Linked DNA regions of Homo sapiens: all the other regions are linked to region 3. The links are chromatin loops, found by intact Hi-C in ENCODE. Cell type or tissue: PC-3. All regions are shown on one strand.

The links. A loop is a pair of places that touch in the nucleus more often than their neighbours do. Peaks named below come from ENCODE experiments on the same cell type or tissue, not always from the same donor. Only the 100,000 strongest peaks of a DNase experiment are listed, where the experiment ranks them.
Region 1: it touches region 3 in a loop (9-fold over the local background); 11 of 110 quality-filtered maps call a loop at or near these places.
Region 2: it touches region 3 in a loop (5-fold over the local background); 2 of 110 quality-filtered maps call a loop at or near these places.

What each region holds. Positions count from the first base shown.
Region 1 is chr12:86,911,462-86,919,461 of GRCh38, forward strand. No RefSeq gene overlaps it. Among named protein-coding and RNA genes, the nearest start is that of MIR3059, 170 kb to the left of the region's middle. In PC-3, CTCF peaks have their summits at 3,469 (motif pointing left) and 3,674; a DNase peak (open chromatin) is centred at 3,470.
Region 2 is chr12:86,708,948-86,716,947 of GRCh38, forward strand. It overlaps a transcript of MGAT4C not described here. Among named protein-coding and RNA genes, the nearest start is that of MIR3059, 32 kb to the right of the region's middle. In PC-3, no CTCF peak of the experiment used is centred here; a DNase peak (open chromatin) is centred at 3,584; H3K4me3 peaks cover 368 bases; H3K27ac peaks cover 1,920 bases.
Region 3 is chr12:86,261,465-86,269,464 of GRCh38, forward strand. It overlaps LOC105369877 (a long non-coding RNA gene), which reads left to right and starts at 549. Exons shown (of 3, transcript XR_001749240.2): 1 at 549-5,884. It also overlaps a transcript of MGAT4C not described here. RefSeq lists an enhancer at 2,831-3,514. In PC-3, no CTCF peak of the experiment used is centred here; a DNase peak (open chromatin) is centred at 3,787; H3K4me3 peaks cover 1,533 bases; H3K27ac peaks cover 658 bases.

The sequences.
Region 1 (8,000 bases), 650 kb after region 3:
AAGTTTCTTCAGGCCTCCCCAGCCATGTGGAACTGTGAGTCAATTAAATCTCTTTTCATTATAAATTACCCAGTCTCAGTCATTTATAACAGTGTGAAAATGGACTAATACACTAAATTGATACTGTGGACAATAGGGTACAGCTATAAAGATAACCTGAAAATGTGGAAGCTACTTTTGAACTGGGTAATAGGCAGAGGCTGGAATAGGTGGAGACAGGTTCAGAAGAAGATAGGAAGATTTGGGAAAGTTTGGAACTTCCTAGAGGCTTGTCAAAGGGTTTTGATCAAAATTCTGATAGTGATGTAAACAACAAAAACCAGGCTGAGTTGGTCTCACATGCAGATGAGAAACTTATTGGGAATTGGAGCAAAGATCACTCTTTCTATGCTTTAACAAAGAGACTGGCAGAATTATGCTGCTGCCCTAGAGATCTGTGGAATTTGGAACCTGAGAGAGATGATTTAGGGTGTCTGGTGGAAGAAATTTCTAAGCAGCAAAGCATTCAAGAGGTGACAAAGCATAAAAGTTTGGAAAATTTGCAGCCTAACCATGTGGTAGAAAAAAATCTATTTTCCGGGGCTAAATTCAAGCCAGCTGCAGAAATTTGCATATGTAATGAGGAGTCCAAAGTTAATCACCAAGACAATGGGCAAAATATCTCCAGGGCATGTCAGAGACCTTCACAACAGCCCATCCCATCACATGCCTGGAGGTATAGAAGGGAAAAATGGTTTCATGGGCCAGGCCCAGGGCCTGGCTACTGCTGTATGCAGCCTCAGGACTTGGTGCTCTGTGTCCCAGCGACTCTAGCTCCAGCCATGGCTAAAAGAGGCCAAGGTACAGCTCAGGCTGTTGCTTCAGAGGGTACACGCCCCAAGCCTTTGTGATTTCCATGTAGTGTTGGGCCTGTGGGTGCACCGAAGTCAAAAATTGAGGTTTGGAAACCTCTGCCTAGATTTCAGAAGATTTGTGGAAATGCCTGGATGTTCAGGCAGAAGTCTGCTGCAGGAGCAGAGCCCTCATGTAGAACCTCTGTTAAGGCAGTGTGGGAGGGAAATGTGGGGTTGCAGCCCCCACACAGAGCCCCCACTGAGACACTGCCTAGTGGAGCTGTGAGAAGAAGGCCATCATCCTCCAGACCCCAAAATTTTACGTCTACCACCAGTTTGCTCTGTGTTCCTGGTAAAGCTACAGGCACTCAGTGCCAGCCCATGAAGGTACTGCCCAAGGCTGTGAAAGCCCATCCCTCACATCAGTGTGTTCCAGGTATGAAACCTGCAGTTAAAGATGATTTGGGGGCTTTAAGATTTAATGACTGCCCCACTGGATTTCAGAATTGCAAGAGGCCTGTAGCACCTTTGCTTTGGCCAATTTCTCCTATTTGGAATGGGAGCATTTACCCAATGCCTGTACCCACATTGTATTTAGGAAGTAACTAACTTGCTTTTGATTTTACAGGTTTATAGGTAGAAGGGACTTACCTTGTCTCAGATGAGACTTTGGACTGTGGACTTTTGAGTGAGCACTGAAATGAGTTAAGACTTTGTGGGACTGTTGGGAAGGCACAATTGGTTTTGAAATGTGAAAACACATGAGATTTTGGAGGGGTTAGTGGTGGAATGATATAGCTTGGCTCTGTGTGCCCACCCAAATCTCATCTCGAATTGCAATACCTACGTGTCAAGGGAGGGACCTGTAAATCTTGTGTGTCAAGGGAGGAAGGTGATTGGATTATGGGGGCAGTTTCCCCCATGCTGTTCTCAGTATAGTGAGAGCAGTATAGTAAGAGTGAGTTCTCAGGATATCTGATGGTTTTATAAGTGCCTCTTCTTCCCCCTTCACTCACACTCTTTATCCTGCTGCCTTGTAAAGAGAGTGCCTGCTTCCCTTTCATCTTCCATCATGATTGTATGTTTCCTCAGGCCTCCCCAGCCATGCAGAACTGTGAGTCAATTAAGCCTCTTTCCTTTATAAATTAGCCAGTCTCAGGTATTTCTCTATGGCAGTGCAAAAATAAACTAATACAAGAAGGAAGAAAAAAGTATTTGTTAAATATTAATTTTATTTTAACATTATAGAAATAAATACTAGTTTGAATATGATTGAGGCCTTCTTAAGTCATATTTCCTAAGTATCTGGATCTTTTGGGCAAAGATTCCATACTAAAAGAGAGAAATCAATTAAAAATAAATTGAATCTACTTTTATCAGAAAGCTATAGAATTCCTTCCATTTTGCTTCACCACCCAGTCCTCTTTGTATTTAATTCCAATTAAGATAAATAAAAGAAGGACACTCAGAAATTCTTAGTTCAAGCTGGGTGCGGTGGCTCACACCTGTAATCCTGGCACTTTGGGAGGCACAGGCAGGTGGATCACTTGAGGTCAGGAGTTCAAGACCAGCCTGGCCAACATGGTGAAACCCCGTCTCTACTAAAAATACAAAAATTAGCTGGACATGGTGGCTCATGCCTGTAGTCCCAGCTACTCGGGAGGCTGAGGCAGTAGAATCACTTGAACCTGGGAGGCAGAGGTTGCAGTGAGCTGAGATAGTGCCACTGCATTCCAGCCTGGATGACTGAGTGAGACTCCATCTCAATAAATAAATAAATAAATACATACATACATACATAAATAAGAAAGAAATCCTTAGTACACACAGACTGAATGATCAAATAAAATTAGCCACTTGAAACAATTGCTTCTAGGACTACCAGTTTGGGGTATAATTTGGTAACAAAACAAATCAAAAATTAATTTCTCTACATTTTTTAGATCATAATTCACTTTTATAAAATTAGGAACTACATATCCAACAAAATTAGTTGTGGAATTTCAGAGCAAGGTGAGAATGGCTGGGATGTTTCTCAAACCCATCTCCTCTACATTCCTAAGTACCTTCAGCCTTCTAGGTCATTAAACTCAGGTCATTCAAACACTGGCTTTGAATTTAGGAAAATCCTCAGGACACTTGTCTATCAGTCCATGTCTAGTCATGATGGAAATCTTTGAGTCAAAATTCCACTATTAACGTTTCCCTGGCTTTTTCAATTCTGAGACACAATTGCTAGAATTCCTCTAGTGTTCTATTTACATGAGGGCCCTACTTTGATGTTTAATTTTGGTAGAGATTGAACTTTTATCTGGTTCATGAGTGGAGTATGGTGATAGTATTTTGCTCAGCTTTACGAGGTATACAAATCTCTATTTCCTGGTAACATGTCCTACTTTCCTAAAGCACAGATTATTTTTTTTTATTATTTGTAAATTTTTAATCAACAAATAAAAATTATATATATTTAGTATGTACAACATGTTATTGTGAAATATGTATGCATTGTAGAATGGCTAAATTGAGCTAATTAACAGGTGAATTTCTTAGATTCTCTTTTTTAGCATTGGAGCTGTTTTTCCACTGTCTTCCTCTCTCTCTATGACATAGCACCCCCTACTGCATGGTCCCTCAACTGGGTACATTTCTTCACACTTTGGCAATAGTCTGCTTATGGGTTGCTTGCAAAATTCAAGGAGTGAGACTGTCAGAACAGAAGCTTACAGCTTAGTAAACATTAGGATGGGTCAGCTAGTAATTAGATCTGTTAATAAGGGTGAGGCAGGTACTTATACACAATATAAGTAGACCAGATTTCAGGAGAAAGTTTATACGTAAGATAGAGCCCAGCATACAGTCAGTATACTTACAGATAATCAAGAGACATCAAAGCAGGTTTTTATGTCTTAAAGAAATACGAATTTATAATTAAGAAGATCTAATAACTGGGAATGAAGATCGTGGACTATTAAAGAAAGACTAGAAGAAAATACCATACAGAAAACCAGACTGATACAGCATCAGAGTCCTGTCTTCAGGAAGGCCATGTAACTGGATAGGGTTTAAGAAACAAACTCTGCCTACAAATATTACTGAAAGGAAAGCAAAACCCCTCATCTCATAGAAGCCAGGAAGTTAGAAGGATTAATTTAACCTCCTCAGTTACCCTCACCTACACATTCTAAGATGGATAATTTAAAACTGTTTTAATAGAATAGGAGTATACTGTAATAGTTTATTAAAATATCTGGATCACCTTTATTAAGATAATTTTAAAGTCTTTTAAGGGTGTTCTTTCAAATGTCCTAATAAAATTTCCACTATGGGAGTCATACATTTATGTTAAATAAAATGTTTTCAAGGGGTTTCTGTTTAGCTAACATCTTGAAATACAATTAAACACTTAATGCAGCTAAATAACTCAACATTTAAACTCTTCAAAGTTATATCTCCCATATCCTCCTACAAAAGGTTTTAAAAGATAGAAAAATGGCCATTGTCAATGGAAAAATGACTACTCAGGATTATCATGTGCGTATGTACATGTGTCTGTGTGCACTTGTGTATGTGTTTATGATTCATTTTTTTAAATGTTTTTCTATGAATAGACAATTTTAAGGTGTATCAAATCTGCTTTCTCTTAAAGTCATTTTTGTCTCATTTAAAGTAAAAGCTTTTTCTAAAATAAAAGCTAATAATGTTTATAAGACAAACATATTAAGGAAATAATTAAAATACCCATGTGCAGATATTTTATATTTCTTAGTCCCTGGAGAGAAAAATTAAAGGAATAATTTGTGTATGTGAAGCTGTGTATTACTTTGTTGTTTGTGCAACTATTTTTTGCACAGTTTGTATGTATACATATAGCATTCCTCCCCGCCAAAAAATTTCCACAACTTTTAAGGATAGCTTTCCAAATAATACAAAATCAAAAGTTTCTAGGTTTTAGCCTCTCTACCTAAAAACTAAAGAATTGAATTCAAATTATCCAGGAATATAAAATTTTGACTCTTTATAATTACTTTTTAGTTATTTGAATCAAACATGTTAAAATCTGAGTAAATTATTTACATTTGTTTTTAAAATGTTACTCTGAAATATAAAAGTTACCTAGAACTTTACACAAATATGGCCTATTTTCTTAAAAAAGTGCTTGAACTGAAATATTCTCAGACCAAAAACAATGTCAGCACATTAATTATAGATTATTATTTATACAATTATTAGAAGACAGAATATCATTCATATAACTTTATACTGTAGCTACAATTTACATTTTTAAAATTTTCAATTATAATATTTTATATGAAATATAATCACTTTTAATTTTTACTATTCATAGCTACCTTATTTAGAAGGACTAAAATTTTAGATGATGTGACTGTATGTAATTTTGTTAACATGAAATTTTTATACATTGTGTTAATCCCTTATTGTTCATAAAGCTTAGTAACAGGCCGGGCGCGGTGGCTCACGCCTGTAATCCCAGCACTTTGGGAGGCCGAGGCGGGTGGATCATGAGGTCAGGAGATCGAGACCATCCTGGCTAACAAGGTGAAACCCTGTCTCTACTAAAAATACAAAAAATTAGCCGGGCGCGGTGGCGGGCGCCTGTAGTCCCAGCTACTCGGGAGGCTGAGGCAGGAGAATGGCGTGAACCCGGGAAGCGGAGCTTGCAGTGAGCCGAGATTGCGCCACTGCAGTCCGCAGTCCGTCCTGGGCGACAGAGCGAGACTCCATCTCAAAAAAAAAAAAAAAAAAAAAAAAAAGCTTAGTAACAAATACATGCTATATTCTCAGCTACACAAAGGGAACAGAGTTTGTAAAAGTTGGGGTGGGAACTCACAGGTAATTTACATTTGCCAATTAACTTTACCCAAAACAAAAGTCAACTTTCCACTATCTTCCTGACAGGATATAGTTTGACAAGGCACCTGGCGAAGTTAAGCTCCTACTTTCCCACAGAAACTGAGAGATAGGGGTGCTTTCTTCCTTGATGATTACATTTCTGAGGTGATTCCCAGGTCCTTAAGAAAGACATTCTTGGGTTATCACAAGGGTAAGAGGCTTTTATAAGAATTTACACCTCAAAGGGGCATGGGAAGTACTTACAATTACACATTTTCTAATGTAAATTCACTGAGAAAAAGAAAGGTACCTATGGTCAGGAATAAGACTTCTTGGGTGCTTTACTTCCAACTATGTGGTCAATTTTGGAATAACTGTGGTGTGGTGCTGAAAAGAATGTATATTCTATTGATTTGGGGTGGAGAGCTCTGTAGATGTCTATTAGGTCTGCTTGGTGCAGAGCTGAGTTCACTCCTCAGCAAATGTAAAAGAACAGAAATTGTAACAAACTGTCTCTCAGACCATAGTGCAATCAAACTAGAACTCAGGATTAAGAAACTCACTCAAAACTGCTCAACTACATGGACACTGAACAACCTGCTCCTGAATGACTACTGGGTACATAACGAAATGAAGGCAAAAATAAAGATGTTGCTTGAAACTAATGAGAACAAAGACACAACATACCAGAATCTCTGGGACACAGATACAGCAGTGTTTATAGGAATATTACTAGCAATAAATTCCCACAGGATAAAGCAGGAAAGATCTAAAATTGACACCCTAACACCACAATTAAAAGAACTAGAGAAGCAAGAGCAAACACATTCAAAAGCTAGCAGAAGGTAAGAAATAACTAAGATCAGAGCAGAACTGAAGGAGATAAATACACAAAAAATCCTTCGAAAATCAATGAATCCAGGAGCTGGTTTTTTGAAAAGATCAACAAAATTGATAGACCGCTAGCAAGATTGATAAAGAAGAAAAGAGAGAAGAATCAAACAGACGCAATAAAAAATAACAAAGGGGTTATCACCTTTGATCCCACAGAAATACAAACTACCATCAGAAAATACTATAAACACCTCTAAGAAAATAAACTAGAAAAATGTAGAAGAAATGGATAAAATGTAAACATACACCCTCCCAAGACTAAACCAGGAAGAAGTTGAATCTCTGAATAGACCAATAACAGGATCTGAAATTGAGGCAATAATCAATAGCTTACCAACCAAAAAAAGTCCAGGACCAGATGGATTCACAGCCAAATTCTACCAGAGGTACAAGGAGGAGTGGGTACCATTCCTTCTGAAACTATTCCAATCAATAGAAAAAGAGGGAATCCTCCCTAACTCATTTTATGAGGCTAGCATCATCCTGATACCAAAGCCTGGCAGAGACACAACAAACAAAGAGAATTTTAGACCAATATCCCTGATGAACATCGATGCAAAAATCCTCAATGAAATACTGGCAAACCGAATCCAGCAGCACATCTAAAAGCTTATCCACCATGATCAAGTGGGCTTCATCCCTGGGATGCAAGGCTGGTTCAACATACAAAAATCAATAAACGTAATCCATCATATAAACAGAACCAAAGACAAAACCACATGATATCTCAATAGATGCAGAAAAGGCCTTTGGCAATATTCAACAGCACTTCATGCTAAAAACTCTCAATAAACTAGATATCGATGGAATGTATCTCAAAATAATAAGAGCTAATTATGACAAACCCACAGCCAATACCATACTGAATGGGCAAAAACTGGAAGCATTCCCTTTGAAAACTGGCACAAGACAGGGATGCCCTCTCTCACCACTCCTATTCAACATAGTGTTGGAAGTTCTGGCCAGGGCAATCATGCAGAAGAAGGAAATAAAGGGTATTCAGTTAGGAAAAGAGGAATTCAAATTGTCCCTGTGTGCAGATGACATGGTTGTATATTTAGAAAACCCCATCGTCTCAGCCCCAAATGTCCTTAAGCTGATAAGCAAATTCAGCAAAGTCTCAGGATACAAAATCAATGTGCAAAAATCACAAGCATTCTTATACATCAATAACAGACAGCGAGCCAAATCATGAGTGAACTCCCATTCACAATTGCTTCAAAGAGAATAAAATACCTAGGAATACAATTTGCAAGGGATGTGAAGGACCTCTTCAAGGAGAACTACAAACCACTGCTCAATGAAATAAAAGAGGATACAAACAAATGGAAGAACATTCCATGCTCATGGGTAGGAAAAATCAATATTGTGAAAATGGCCACACTGCCCAAGGTAATTTATAGATTCAAGGCCATCCCCATC
Region 2 (8,000 bases), 450 kb after region 3:
TTGAGTTAATGCTGAAATGAGTTAAGATTTGGGGAACTGTTGGGAAGGCATGATTAGTTTTGAAATGTGAGGACATGAGATTTGGGAGGGGCCAGGGGCAGAATAATATGAATTGGCTGTGTCCCCACCCAAATCTCATCTTGAATTTTGAGAGGGACCCAGTGGGAGGTAATTGAATCATGGGGACAGGTCTTTCCCATTCTGTTCCTGTGATAGTGAATAAGTCTCACGAGATCTGATGGTTTTATAAGGGAAGTTTCCCTGCACAAGTTCTCTCCTGCCTGTTGCCATCCATGTAAGACGTAACTTGCTCCTCTTTACCTTTCACCATGATTGTCAGGCTTCCCCAGCCACGTGGAACTGTAAGTCCATTAAACCTCTTTCTTTTGTAAATTGCCCAGTCTCAGGTATGTCTTTATCAGCAGTGTAAAAATGTACTAATACAAATCTTTATTATTTATTTTGTATTTCTAGCATTTATGTAATAAAATTATCACAATCAGGTCACTTTTGTACTTAGACTCAAAGTATTAGAAAAAAATCTTGAAATTTATATACCTAAGAAACATTTTTTTTACTGTAAGCATATATAGAAGATTTGTGATTATGTTTTGAAAACTTTTATTTTACATATGTATGTATGTATGTATGTATGTTTTATAGATATTATATTTGAGGCTGGTCTCAAACTCCTGGTCTCAAGTGATCCCCCCACCTTGGCCTCTCAAAGTGCTGGGATTAAAAGCAGGAACCTTCCCTCTCTGCCTGAACATTTTAAAATAAGTATTTCTAACTATAGATTCTGAATCACTAAAGGGACCTTGAGAGTCTCATAGACCTAATTATAATCACCCTGAAGAGATAGTTTTCTTGTTTTTTAGATTTTCAGGGAAAAAATTTACAAATTGCCTTTATTTATTTGTGCTAATACTCTTGGATGGCATAAAATTCTTGTATACACACAAAAATGTCTTTGTTCTTCGAGTTGAGGCCAGTTACTTTTTTCTGTTCTCAGAGACAACTAAGAGTTATTAATCACTAACCTTCATAATATTGTCCTTCAAATAAAGGTGATTATGAGATCATTATTTTTATGATGGAATAAATAATACTAATTTCTACTTCTATCCCCATAAAAATCTGAAGAACTCATAAGAATTGTCAATAGACATATTAGAAACCTTCCAACTTCACTAGTCATTGAAGTATAGTAAATTACACTGAAAGCAAGATGTCTGTTTTCACTATCAAAATGGCCACCCCTCTTCTTTTTTTGCACATTCACAGTCAATGCTGATAAAGATGTAGTAAATACCCTTGAACCTCTGAGGTGGGAAGTATGATATTATTGTGCAACCTTTCTAGTAAGCAATTTCTTTAAAGTTATTCATCATTGTCTCTGGTTCCACTTCCAGGGATATGAGTTGTCTTACATCAGCTTCCATAACACTTACATTTTCTTAAGTGCATGTTTGACTTAAATTAGAAATCAAGCCTGAGAAGAGATTTGGTTGTAATAATTTATTGACTCTTTTGACTTTTTAATTATGGCCATTCTTCAAGAGTAAGGTGGCATCTCATTGTGGACTTAATTTTCATCTGGATGTGGTGAAACGGGAACAATTTACACTGCTGGTGGGAATGTGTAAACTAATACAACCACTAGGGAAAACAATATGGAGATTCCTTAAAGAACTAAAAGTAGAACTATCACTCGATCCAGCAATCCCACTACTGGGTATCTACCCAAAGGAAAAAAAGTCATTATATGAAAAAGACACATGCACACAAATGTTTATAGCAGCACAATTCGCAATTGCAAATATGGAACCAACTTAACTGCCCATCAACGAACGAGTGGATGAAGAACATGTGGTATATATACACCATGAAATACTACTTAGCCATAAAAAGGAATAAACTAATGTCTTTTGCAGCAACTTGGATGGACCTCAAGACCATTATTCTAACTGAAGTAACTCAGGAACGGAAAACCAAATATCATATGTTCTCACTTACAAATGGGAGCAAAGTTATAAGGATGCAAATGCATAAGAATGATATAATGGACTTCGAGGACTTAGATGCGGAAGGGTGGGAGGGGATTGAGGGATAAAAGACTACATATAGAGTACAGTGTACACTGGTCGGGTGACAGGTACACCAAAATCTCAGAAATCACCACGAAAGAACATCCATGTGTCCAAAACCCACGTGTACCCCCCAAAAATTTGAAATAAAAATATAAATTAGTTATAAAATAATACTAATAATTTATTGACTCAATGTAGGAAGAGAAACAGTATGGGAATAGAGAAAGAGCCAAAAGGGGGTAAAGATTCATCTAAGGTAAAGTCTGTACCTGGCGCTCCTGAGATGCCATCTTAGCTGCCAGTACCAGGAGCTGGGGAAGGGCTAAAGTTGAACATTAGGAACCAACACTCATATTTACGGGGAGATGGGCACATTGGCCCAATAAAGAGGATTCAGTCAGTATACCAAAACAGATCTACCGCATAGTTTTGGAAATAATCACAAATGTGTACTTAAGATTTTGTGTATAGATGGTCACTACACTGTTAACACTAATTAAAAATTGGTTTTTGGTTCTTATATTGTTTTTTCTTTTAAGTAGTACAACTTTTTTAGTTCAGTAGTATAAGATCTCTATTAATTTGGAATAAAGGATAAATGGAAGAAAAAAATATGAAAACAAGATAGACTTTCATCTCACAAATTTAGTTATTAAGCTGATATTTTTAAATTAAATTGCTAATATATTAAATTACACAAAAACGAAGAATTTAATATGTCTCATATTTGTGTTGTTTTGTATCAGAGCCAGACACACAATTTGAATGACCCAGTGCAAAATGAAAATGTGAAACCCCTTGTTAACAATTATTAAGAATTTCAAAACAGCAACAGCAGAGCCATAAACCATGATGACCTTTTAACTGTGGGGACTGTTTAACTGCACAGATCATATGCCCACAAAATCTGTCCTGCCCTGGGAGCAGACTACAATTTTAAATGGAGAGGATTTCAATTTTGATATATTGCCATGTGCTGGTGATGATTTCTTATGTTAGATAAGTACCTGCATATACAATAAACCCTTTAGATTCTAAATTTGTGGCAGTTTCCCATTTCATTTATTTATTAAATGAGAAGATAATAAATTTAATATTGTAATAAAAGATACGTTTGGAGAATAAATAACTTATAAACTTATATTTAAAAGATATCCACAATTTTTAAAAGTTGAAATATTTTTGGAATGTATACATACAGAATTTATGCTTCTTTACCCTGCAACAATAAAATACAACATTCCAACTCAAAAAAATATATAAAAGGATGGCATAGGGAGCAAGAAAGTGTTTTCTGAAATTAAGATGTTTATCAGTTCTCGATCCATGAATAACATAATCAATGACTAACCATAAAAAATAAGAAAAACTTCAGACAGTTTGTATAAGTCAACAGGAGAAACTCAAAAAACGTGGGGAAAGAAATATGCTGGGCTGTGTTTTATCAGCACAAGAGCAATGAGTCATTTAGGGGATGCTGGAATCTCTTGAGTAAGATCCACTTGACAAAGCATTTATGCCATCTGATGTCACTGTGACTCATGACGAAACTATTATTTTTGAAAACTGGCTTGTTTTCTTTAGCATGAATCACTAACTTGAGTTTTTAAAAATATGTTCATCTTCTAGCCACAGTAGAAACAAAATTAATTTTGAGGAAGGTGAGAATCGAGTAGCCAGGGTGCTTATAGTCTCAAGTCAGGTACCAGGAAGGAAAAGCTCTACTGAGTTCACACATAAAAGGTAGCTGCCGATTGTAGACAATTTTGCCTCCTCTGGCTCCATTCTCTAACAGAGTCTATATTTTTCCACCACCCAATACCTATCGATTTATAACATTAAGCCAGAAAACAAAAAGCCATCCTTCCCCTATAAGACGAGTAATAAGCATTGATAAAATCATTTCATGGATAGAAATTTTGTTAAAAGTTTAGCATTGTGACATTTTAGTCCATCTGCAATTTTCTACTATTTATTCTGAAACTGTCTGTAGACCCAGTTTTGATTCTATTTAATCGTTATGGAATTGTTCCACTCAAATACATAAGGCTGCACACACATACACACACACACACACACCATGCTATTTATACAATTACATTAAGGGATTCCACTTATGTTGAAAATAACAGTGTTACTGTTAACTTGTGTCTTCTTATGTATAACAGATGGTTTACATGTTGTTTTTTAAAGAGTAGATTTGATATAAAGGTAGCTATGAGACTGTACAACTCCCTCTGTGAGTACTGTTGATTTTGATGAATTGGTTCTTTTTTCTCCCAAATGACAATATGTTCAAACAGCTGTTGAACATTCAACCAACAACTATTAGGGTGACCCTACCCTCTGAGGATGTATCATCTTATTCTGAAAATATTCATTCATCTTTTTGGGTTCTCACATCATAATGAATGCATCTGTTATAAATTAATATTATAAAATTAATATTTGTGGAATTATAAGGGCTTCTACCTCTATAGTAAAGATATGTATTTTTAACTTTTTGAAGACTATATGCTACAAGAAAGGATAGTTTCATGAAAATATTGAGTAAAGTTAGGAAATGAATAGTTATGAATGCAAAAACATTAGCTAAACTATTTTCTGAGCTTTTACAATGTATTAGTAGTTTTATATATATGAGTTCATTTTATTTTCTTAAAAACTCCTATGAAGTCAGCACCATTGATATCTCTATTTTAAGGATGAGGAATCTGAGGCTTGAATAATTTTAGTAACTTTTCCAAAGTCCCATAGCTTGAAAGTGAAGGAGAAAAGATTTGACTTTAGGCCTCAGCACCTACGGACTTATGTATTACATTATTATGTAATTCAGAGCCCCCTTTAGTTATTAATTCATATTTTAAACATTTATTATATTGGCCTGTGATGTAGACAGGTATGCTAGAAGCATATTAGAAAATGGTTTGCACATAGTATGTTTTATTGCATCATGTGAGTCCTCACGAGCATTGCAGAAATTTCATATAGGAAGCAACAGCACTAAATTTTATTATCATCTTAACAAAAATTTAACTTGAAATTTTTATAGAAAGCTAAATCTGATAGGCATCCATTGAATGGATAAAGGACATCTATTCCAATTATGGAAATTAAGGGACAAAATAAAGACAGAGAGAAAATACTTCAGTATTTTTACCAAAATGCAGGTTAGCATTTCACTTTTTTGTTGGCTTAAGTCTCTTCTACCTCCATATATAAGTTGCACTTTGAAGACAAGTATACTAATGTTCTTGTGTTATGTTCTCAGTGTCTACCTCAGTATTTGACATGTGGTTAATTTACAGTAAATACATACAAAGCAGGGAGGCAGAGAATGATATTGTTTGGCTGTGTCCCCACCCAAATCTCATCTTGAATTGTAGCTCCTGTAATTCCCACGTGTTGTGGGAGGGACCCGGTGGGAGATAATTGAATCATGAGGGTGGTTTCCTCCATACTGTTCCTGTGGTAGTGAATAGGTCTCACAAAATCTGATGATTTTATAAGGGGAAACTCCTTTCACTTGGCTCTTCATTTGCTCTTTGCCTGCCACCATGTAAGACATACCTTTCGCCTTCCACCATGACTGTGAGGCCTTCCCAGCCATGCAGAACTGTGAGTCCATTAAACCTCTTTTTCTTTATAAATTACCCAGTCTCCAGTATGTCTTTATCAGTAGTGTGAAAATGGAATAATACAGAGAAGGAGTGAGGAAAGAGGTGGAAGGGAAAAAGGAAGGAAGGAAGGAAGGAAGGAAGGAAGGAAGGAAGGAAAGAATTAAAGTAGGAAGGAAGAAAGGGTAGAAGAAAGATGTAACGAGAATAAGAGAGAAATTATTTAAGAAGATATTAAAACAATAATAGCTATTATATGAGGAGTTAGAAAAAGAGGGCTTTAACCATAAATGAACAGAAACTTTTCTTAAGTTCACTTCATAACATACAGCATATTTGAGAAATAATTAGAAGTTGTGATAATTTCACCATGTCACATGGAAACTTATCTCGTTATGTTTAATTCAAACTTTGTATAATTATATATAATTCCTAAATAGCCCTTTACTTTTAAAAGTGGGTAATGATATAACAATAAAACTAATTTATTCAGGCATGTTTATCCCCACACAAAATCTTTTAAACAAGTTTTCAAGAATCTGAATTTCAGTTATAACAGCTGTCTTTTCTATTACTTAAACATACTTTGTAATTTTTTTCTTAAAGTAAACTACCATACCAAGAAAACAGAAACAAAAAAGCAAGCATGCTAATTTGTACACTTAGAAATTAAAGTAGAAGCTATTCTTGGAGAGGGAGTGGCAGTAGCTGATGGGTGAGGAGCATAAGGGAAGATTCTGGCTGTTGGTTATGCTCTGTTTCTTGATCTGGGTGCTGATTATATTATTGTTTGGTGTTTGTGCAAACTACCAAGCTGTATGTTTTTCTGTATGTATATTATACTTGAGTAAAAAGTTTAAACTTTTAGAGAGTCAATCTTGCTCCATGTTGTGGTTTGTGCAAACATCAAGGCATAATCACAGAACAAAAAAATTTAAGACCCAAGCTTCAATCGCAAAGCTGACAGATTTCTACACTTAGGCTCTTAAGCATTATTCTTGTGCTCTTTTCTTGTCCTAAGCAATATTTACTGTACACACAGCTAAGGAAGTCTACTCCTTTTACTCTGTCACTATAATATGCTTTAGCTAGACTTATTTGATGTCTTAGATCAGCATCAGTTTTAGATTATTATTCTGTGTATGAATGGTTAAAGTTTAGTAATCATGTTACCTAAATTTCAAAAGGGAAAATATTGGGCTTTTACAAAAATGTACTTTCAAATCAAGTAGTTTTGTTGTGTTTCTGAAAAGGAAAGAGCAAACAAAACTAGAAATTGTGCTACTGAAAAGGAAAGAGCAAACAAAACTAGAAATTGTGCTATTATTTGCTTCAATTTATCCACCTGAGATTAGTTAATCTACTCATAATGTAAGATGTGTTGTTTCAGGCAGATAACTATATAATATGTTGGTATGTTGTATTTTGTTTGTTACTATTGTGAAAAATAGTCCCACTGGTTTTCCAAAAGATACAGTAAACTGCCCACTAATTGCCAAAGGTGTTTATAAACCATCAGTCATCCCATACAGGAGGTACATATAAACATTAAACAGGACAAACTATTAATTTACTATTAATTAAAACTACTGAATTTGTGCCAAATTAATTCAAATAAACATAAAAATTAAGAAATAAACCATTTTGGTGGACAACAGTGCAATTTTAGTTTATATATTAACTACTGCCTCTGCTTCATATGTTGGCCCTACCTAATATTATCTTTTTTTATTCCTTTTGGTGGTGTTCATTAATCTTTGAAAGCAAACATGAAAAAATATAAATCATCTCATTTAGTATCTTGCCCTTGCAAAAAAGATAGTAACTTTAAAATGAAAAGCAGTAAAAGGGTAAATGTACTGGCATGCTGGATCTATTCAGCTCTTCAATTCCTTTCCCTTCTGAAAAATGAAGGGGGTAAACTCATTGAGAAGTTATTAATAGTTTGCCAATTGATTCATATGTCATTGCACTATACAAAATTTGTAGAAAGGAGAAAAATGGCTTTAATATATTTGAATGCTCTGTGCAACAAATGTCCTATTCCTCTGATAAGTGGTAGCTGTCAACTGATGACAGATACATGCCTTATAATAGGGAGATGCCAGTTACCAAGTGAAAGATAATGTTTCATATATTTGAAAGTTAAGTTGAGATGGGGATAAGACACTAGTTTACCTAGACTTCCACTGTAAACAAAAGTATGCTAGTTTTGGGAGAGTTCGGGTATTCCCTGCCCTTGAAATATGCAGTTGATTCTTCCTACCTCCTAGCACTATATACTATAATC
Region 3 (8,000 bases):
AAATGTCAAATATTTCTGTTCCTCATTTGAATTAGTAAAAAAACATCAGCAAGCTATTAGAAGCAATTTCCTGAGAAAAGTAACTTTTAAGATATATAATAATGTCATGACTGATTCAGACCAATATTTTGCAACCCGTGTATCTATCGTACTCTATTGATTTTCAATATGCACAACCAAGACCAAGAGGCATATCAAGGCACTCAAGTACCTTCTGAATCATCTTGAATTGATTAGGTGTAATGGAGTTCATGATTAATTGAGAGCATACCAGAAGTGTGTTGTACCTTGGGGTTTCACTCTGCCTTGTAAGGAAGTAAGAATTACAGTGAAGGGAAGTAAGAATCACATTACAGAATGTAAATGAAGGAAACTCTTAACATCCCTCCCCCACCACATTCATGCCTTGTTTAAAATCCTTCAGAAGTTCTTGTTCTTATAAGGAGAAAGGCAACCCCTTTAACCCATTTATGCCTCAGGTTGCAATTTTTTGAATTTTTGCAATCAGATCTTGGCTATGACATTGAGCAGTAGGATATAAATAACTCCCACATGCTTAGCGTTCCAATATTAGAACACTAGGCATAAATTTAATATAGTTTACAATGTCCTGTATGATCTGACCACAATCTCTCTAGCCTTACCTTCCACTAGCCTTCTCATCTCACTGTTGTGTTTCTCTCTTCTCCATCGCAAATGACAAGTTTCAGTCCCATTTCTTCCATAATTTATTTTGTTACAGAGCATGTTCATATATCCAGACAGTTGTTTCTACCTGGAATGCTTTCTACCCATTCTTCCTTTCATATTACTCCTTATTCTCACATGTCAAGCCATTTGAATCTATCAGTCACTCATAGTCATATTGTATCTTTCAGCCACAGGCTCTTTGCATATGCTTTCTATTCTAAATACTTTTCTATGCATGCCATCTTTCTTTTTATCTAGGTGTCTCTACTCATTCCAGATCAGCTATCCCTTTTCAAAGAAGTCATTCTTGCCTAGCTTATTAAATCAAATCTCTTTAAGTGACCTTATATCCTGATAGCTCTCTTTTGTTGCATTTATCATTGCAATAGATTTACTTCTGTGACTTTTAAGATGTTTGTATCTTCCACTAGGTTCTTGAAAGCAGACATTCTGTCTGCTTTTGCTTACTCTCTTAGGCATATGATTCATTTTTAGAGTACATTCATATATAGATATTCTAGTATACTACACAAAATATGCATATTAAAAACTTTGGCATGAAATTGGAATTTATTTTTAATTTTCTAATTTTAAACATCACTTGTATTTGATAAACCTTTTAAAGGTAATTTCTGCCTGCAGTCAGAATTAGAGAAAAGATAAGCCATTTTAATATGTTTTCTAGCACTTACTAAAATATTTTACTTATTATTTGTACTTCCAAAATTTTTGACCGACTGGATTTCCATATGGAATATTTTTCAACTTTATTCCTAGATATAGTAATGTTGACTGTAAAAACTTTGTCATTTGTTTAAAAGGTTTTATTTTATATATTTTCTATTAAAAGAGTGATTTTTACCCTACTATATAAAGGTGAAAGCTTTCTTTTCCAAATGTAACTTACATTTCTTTTTCAAATGTAATTTCAAATGTAATTATGGGGTTGTAACCCCATAAATTGGTAGATGAAACCAAAGATCAGTGATATGGGTCTAGATTGGAAGAGCCAAACAAATATTCTAAATTTTTATTTGTGTAAATTTACGGGATACAAGTGCAGTTTTGTTACATGCATCCATCACAAAGAGGTCAATTCAAGGCTTTTAGGGTATCTATCACCCAAATACTTTACATTATACCCATTCAGTAATTTCTCTTCACCCACTCTATCTCATCCTGTCACCCTTCTGAGTCACTATTATCTATCATTATACTCTCTATGTCCATGTTTCTACATTTGTATGTCCACTTATGACTGAGAATACACAATATTTGTCTTTCTGTGTCTGACATATTTCATTTCAGATAATGTCCTCCAATTTTGTCCATGTTGCTGCAAATGTCATAATTTCATATTTTTTTGGCTGAATAGTACTCCATTGTGTATATATGCCAAATTTTCTTTATTCAATCATCTATTGATGACACTTAAGTTGATTCAATGTCTTTGCTACTATAAATAGTGCTGCGATGAGCCTATCAGTGCAGATATCTTTTTGATTCATTGATCTTTTTTCTTTTGGGGAGATACCCAGTAGTGTGACTGCTGTATGAAATTGTAGTTATACTTTTAGTTCTTCAAGAAATCTCCATACTGTTGTCCATAAAGCTTGTACTAATTTACATTCCCACCAACAGTATATGAGAGTTCCCTTTTCTCTAAATTCTCACTAAAATCTGGTATTTTTTGTCTTTCTAATAGCCATTTTGACAGGCATATTATATCTCATTGTGCTTTTAATTTGCATTTTTCAGATGCTTAGTGATGTTGAGCATTTTTTCATATACCTATTGGTCATTTGTATGTCTTCTTTTGAGAAGTGTCTATTAATGTATTTTGCCCACTTTTTAATTGGATTACTTGTTTTGGGGTGGGGGGTTGTTGTTGGTGGGTTATTTGAGTTCTTTCTACATCCTGGATATTAGTCCCCTGCCAAATGCATAGTCTGCAAATATTTTCTCCCGTTCAACAGGTTGTCAGCTCTCTCTGTTGATTGTTTCTTTTGCTGTGCAGAAGCTTTTTAGTTTAAGTTCAGTTTGTCTATTTTTGTTGCGTGTACTTTTGAGGTCTTAGTCATAAATTATTTGCCTAGACCAATATCCAAATGAGTTTTTCCTAGGTTTCCTTCTAGTATTTTTATAGCTTCAAGTCTTATGTTTATGTCTTTGATATATTTTTAATTTATTTTTGTATATGGTGAGAGATAGGGGATAGGAGCCGTGTTTGTTTGTTTTTGTTGTTTGAGGGCCCCGTTTTGATTGCAGGAGAGGCCCGTCTGGAGCTGCCACTGCGAAGACGCGGGCTGCAGCGGGGGAGGCGGGGAGGGGGCTGCGCACTCCACAGAGCCAAGGGAAGCAAGGAACAGGTGGAAGTCCCGCCCCCTTCCGAGTTAGCTGGGCAGGAGCCTCCTGCTTCCCAGGTGAAGCTGCAGCCACCCAGCTGTGTGTGCGGACCCGGGCATTTCTGTGCTCTTGGGGGCCAGGGACAGGCAGGGTCCCCGCCTCCTGGGGTGCAGCTACAGCCGCCCAAGCCATGGCTACGGACCCAAGCATCTCTGCACTCTCCGGGCCCGGGAAGCAGCCCCTTGCCCCAGCAGGCTCAGAAGTGCCTGCTCTCACTGCCTGGCCTCTCCCGGCGCCCTCTCCGATCTCAGAGCAAAGTTGAGGCCAAGCCCAGGTGCTGTCACAAACCCAGTCGGCTGTGCCCACTCTTGGGGCAGTGCTGACACATCAGGCCCCTGCCGCCTCAGCCCTCTCTGGATTTTGGGCACTGACGAGCATGGGCTGTGACACCCTCTTTGGGGCTCTGCGGTTCCTGGCATCTCCAATCTTCTGGGCGCTACTGCGTTCCCTGGTGCCAGCCATGGAAGCTGCTTGCAGTAAGCCTGGTCTAGCCGCAGCCTCACAGGGAGCCGGCACCCGTGCGGGCACCTGGAGCTGCCCCACCCCCCGACCCCCAGCCGGCATGCCTGGCTGTGCGCAGTGGCCAGACCCCACCTCGCTCCCTCATACATCCCTCACTGCTCCACGCCTGGCTCACCCATGTCAGGTGTGACATCCAGGCCAGTAGCGCGAGCCAAGCGCAGCCTGCCAGGCCAAAACAGGCAGAACGAGCCCAGCAGGCCCGAGCAAAACTCAGGCAAAAGCGTCACCAGCCACAGAGGTTCCCAGCTGGCGAAACAACACCCCAAGGATCCTGTGACAGTTTCATTTTTCTTCATGTGGCCATTCAATCTTCCCACCACTGTTTATTGAAAAGGGTGTCCTTTCCCCAATGTGTATTCTTGTTTACTTTGTCAAATACCAGTTGGCTATAAGTATGTGACTTTATTTCCGGGTTCTCTATTCTGTTCCATTGATTTACGTGCCTGTTTTTTATACCAGTACCACGTTGTTCTAAGCCTTGTAATAAAATTTGAAGTCAGGCGATGTGATACCTCCAGGTTTTTTCCTTTTGCTTTGGATCACTTTGGCCATTCAGGGTCTTTTTGGTTTCATATACATTTTAGGTTTGCTTTATCTAATTCTGTGAAAAATGACATTGGTATTTTGATATAGATTTCAATGAATCCGCAGATTCAATGAAAGTATGGTCATTTTAATGATATTTGTGTTTCCAGTCCATGAGCTTGGGATATTTTTTATTTGTGTCATCTACAATTTCTTTCATCAGTGTTTCACCAAAGATCTTTTACTTCCTTGGTTAAATATATTCTTAGGTATTTATATTTATTTTTGTAGCTATTGTAAATGAGATTACCTTCTTGATTTGGTTCTCAGCTAAATTGTTGCTGGTCCATAGAAACACTACTGATTTTTGTATGCTTTTTTGTATCCTTCAAGTTTACTGAATTCATTTATCAAATTTAAGAGCTTTTTCTAGAATTTTTAGGTTTTTCCACCTGTAAGATTATATCTTAAATAAGCAAAGATAACTTGACTTGCTCTTTTCGAGTTTGTATACCTTTTATTTCTTTCTCTTGCCTTGTTGCTCTGGCTAGGACTTCTAGTACTATGTTGAATAGGTGTGGTGCAAGCGGGCATTCTTGTCTTGCTCCAGTTCTTAGGGGAAGTGCTTTCAACTTTTCCTAATTCAGTATGATATTGGCTATGGGTTTGTCATATATGACATTTATTATTTTGAGGCATGTTCCTTCAATGCCTAGTTAAATGAGGGTTTTATCATGAAAATATGTTGAATTTTATCAAGTGCTTTATTTGCATCTATTGAGATGATCATAGGGTTTTTGTCCTTCATTCTGTTTATATACTGTATCATATTTACTGGTCAGCATATGTTTAATCATCTTTGCATCCCTGGTGTAAAACCGAATTTATTGTGGTGTATTATCTTTTTGATATGCTGTTGTATTTGGTTTGCTAGTATTTTGCTGAAAATTTTGTGTCTATGATTATAAGGGATATTGTTCTGGAGTTTTGTTGTTGTGATTGTGTCCTTGTCTGGTTTTGGTATCAAGGTGATAATGGCCTCCTAGAATGAGTTAGAAAAAATTCCCTCTTCCTCAATTTTTTGAACAGTTTCAGAAGGATTGCTATTAGTTCTTCATACCTTTGGTAGAATTTGGCTGTAAATCCATCTGGCACTGGGATTTTCTTTGTTGAAAGATTTTTTTTTTTATTACTGACTCAATCTTGCTGCTGTTTATTGGCCTGCTCAGGTTTTTAAATTTTTTCTTGGTTCAATCTTAGGAAGATGCATGTTTCCAGGAATTTATCTATTTCCTTTAGCCTTTTTAGTTTGTGAGTATATAGTTATTCATAATATTCTCTAATGATCTTTTATATTTCATATCTCCTTTTTCACTTTTGATTCTACTTTTATTGTCTCCTGTCTCTTATTGGTTAGTTTATCAGTTTTGTTTGTCTACTCAAATAATCTAGTTTTGTTTTATCTTTTGTAATTTTTTTTTGGTCTTTTTTCATTTAGATCGGCTCTGACTTTGTTATTTCTTTTCTTCTGCAGTTTTGGTTTGTTTTTGCTTTTCTAGTCCCTTCAAGTGTATTATTAGATTGTTAATTTGTAATCTTTCTACTTTTTTAATGCAGATATTGAAGCTATAAAGTTCTCTCTTAGCACTGCTTTGCTGTATCTCACAGATTTTGGTAGGCTGCATTTCCATGCTGAGGGAATTCATCACCACTAGACGGGACCTACAAGCAACACTCAAAGGTATCTTAAACTTGGAAGTGAAAGGTAGATGTTCACCATCATGAAGACACCTGAAATTATACAGATCACTAGTAAAGCAATTACACAAAGGAAGAGGAGAAAGGAATCAAGTGGCACCACTTCAAAATTCTACCAAGACGCAAAAACAGACAGAAAGAAACAAAGAATTTATAAATTTTAAATAAAATTTTAGATTTATTAAATCTGTATAGTTCAGAGCTGTCTTTTTAATTCACAGCTGTTCTTTCAAATATTTTTATATGCACTAGACTGTAGTAATTCAATAAAGGGGGGAATAAATAAACCATAAAGAGAATGGAACGTTATAAAAATATCTGAAGTCAGTACAAGCTAGTAAGTAGGCCTAGACTGGAACACCATTGAATAAATGCAGAGCAAAGATGAACATATTTTTAAAGTAAAAATTTAGACTTCTCTTGATTTGGGAAGAAGTATTGTTAAGATCTTAGAACCAGATTTTCACTTATAATATGGAATTCATAGAATTATGTAGACGTATCAATTGCAAACAAGCAATGCAATTCCTGAGTAACTCTAATTTAATTTTTCTTACCAAAATATGACTAACATAGTGGCAGTAGGACAGAAATAGGTTTTGGTGGCATTAGAATATATTGAAACTCATAGCGACATCCCCAGATTCCTGGGGTGAAGTTAGATTTGAAGTATCAAGGGATCTCATTAGAGAAGATGCTTAGAAAGATAGCTGTGTATGTCAACCTTGAATTATAAATTCTTTTAAGCCATAAGGAGAATGCTTTCATCAGTCTTACAGACTTATGGAGTTGTACAGCTACTGATGGCCTTAGAAATTATTGATCTCACCATCTCATTCAGCCTACAAATTTTACAGATGTGAAAAATGAAATTTTTAGTCAACTAGCCCAAAGTCTTTTAGCTAAAGACATCCTTAATTGAAAGCCAGACTTTGGACTCTGGCTGTCAGGTCTCCATCTCTTTGTTACACACTTCATTGTATTAATATATTCAACTGGCCCATCACAAAAGAGTTACTTACTATGTCAAAATTTTGCTCATATAGATTTAAAAACATTGAAAAATACATGATATATAAAGGATTTTTTTTTCTTCATCTTCTTCACTTCAGTGAATGTATATTGAAACCTTTATTTTTTCCCTTTTAAACCTACTATCTACCATACTTTTACGGACTCATAGATTTTTGAAGGGTCCATTAAAAACATTAGTAAAGAGAAGATACAACCTTAATAAAATATTTTGTTGTAGTTATTTAATTGGCTTACTGCTCAAACAAACAAAAGGATATTAACTACATATATATATATATACATATATACATATATATACACATATATATATATACACATACACACACACATACATACACATGTATTTTTTGGCTCTGCCAACAATAAATTCATTTTTATTGTTTATTTCAGTTTTTACCAAGAAATATTATTATTCTGAAAGAAAGTAAAGTGGCACATTTTTTTCTTCTTAGTAATTATGCATATACATTTAAAATAAAAAAGAAAGGGTGTTTTTTTTTTGCCTGAAAAACAAGTAGAGGAGATATTACAGTACCCCTTTCGAACACCATCAACCCACCCTCACACACATACACATCTCATTTGCCTTTTGTATATATTCTTTCATACTTACATATATATATATATATATATATATATATATATATATATATATATATATTCTTTTCTTTTAATTCTCACACTATGTGGAGTTTTCACTAACCTCATGACATTTTATTTAATTGTTGTGAGCTCCTCATAGGCCTTCAGCAGATATTTATGAGTTCTTCAAAAAATTGTAGAGCACAAAGTTGTTATAATTATATCTATTTGGAAATAACCTGCTTAAGTGTTTTATATCATTATGTCACTTAGAATATCTTTAGATAGGTCTTACCTCATCTACATATTTGTCTTTATTATAATACTGAGATATGGGCTCATTTCTACTTATTTCCAAGAAATATTTAAGTAAAGTTTATTTTTTTTTCTTTTGGTCATTTATATAAGTGTAGTCCTGATCCTTAATTCTATTAACATTTCTTGACAGTAGTCAAGAAAATTCCAATTTAACTACAGTCATA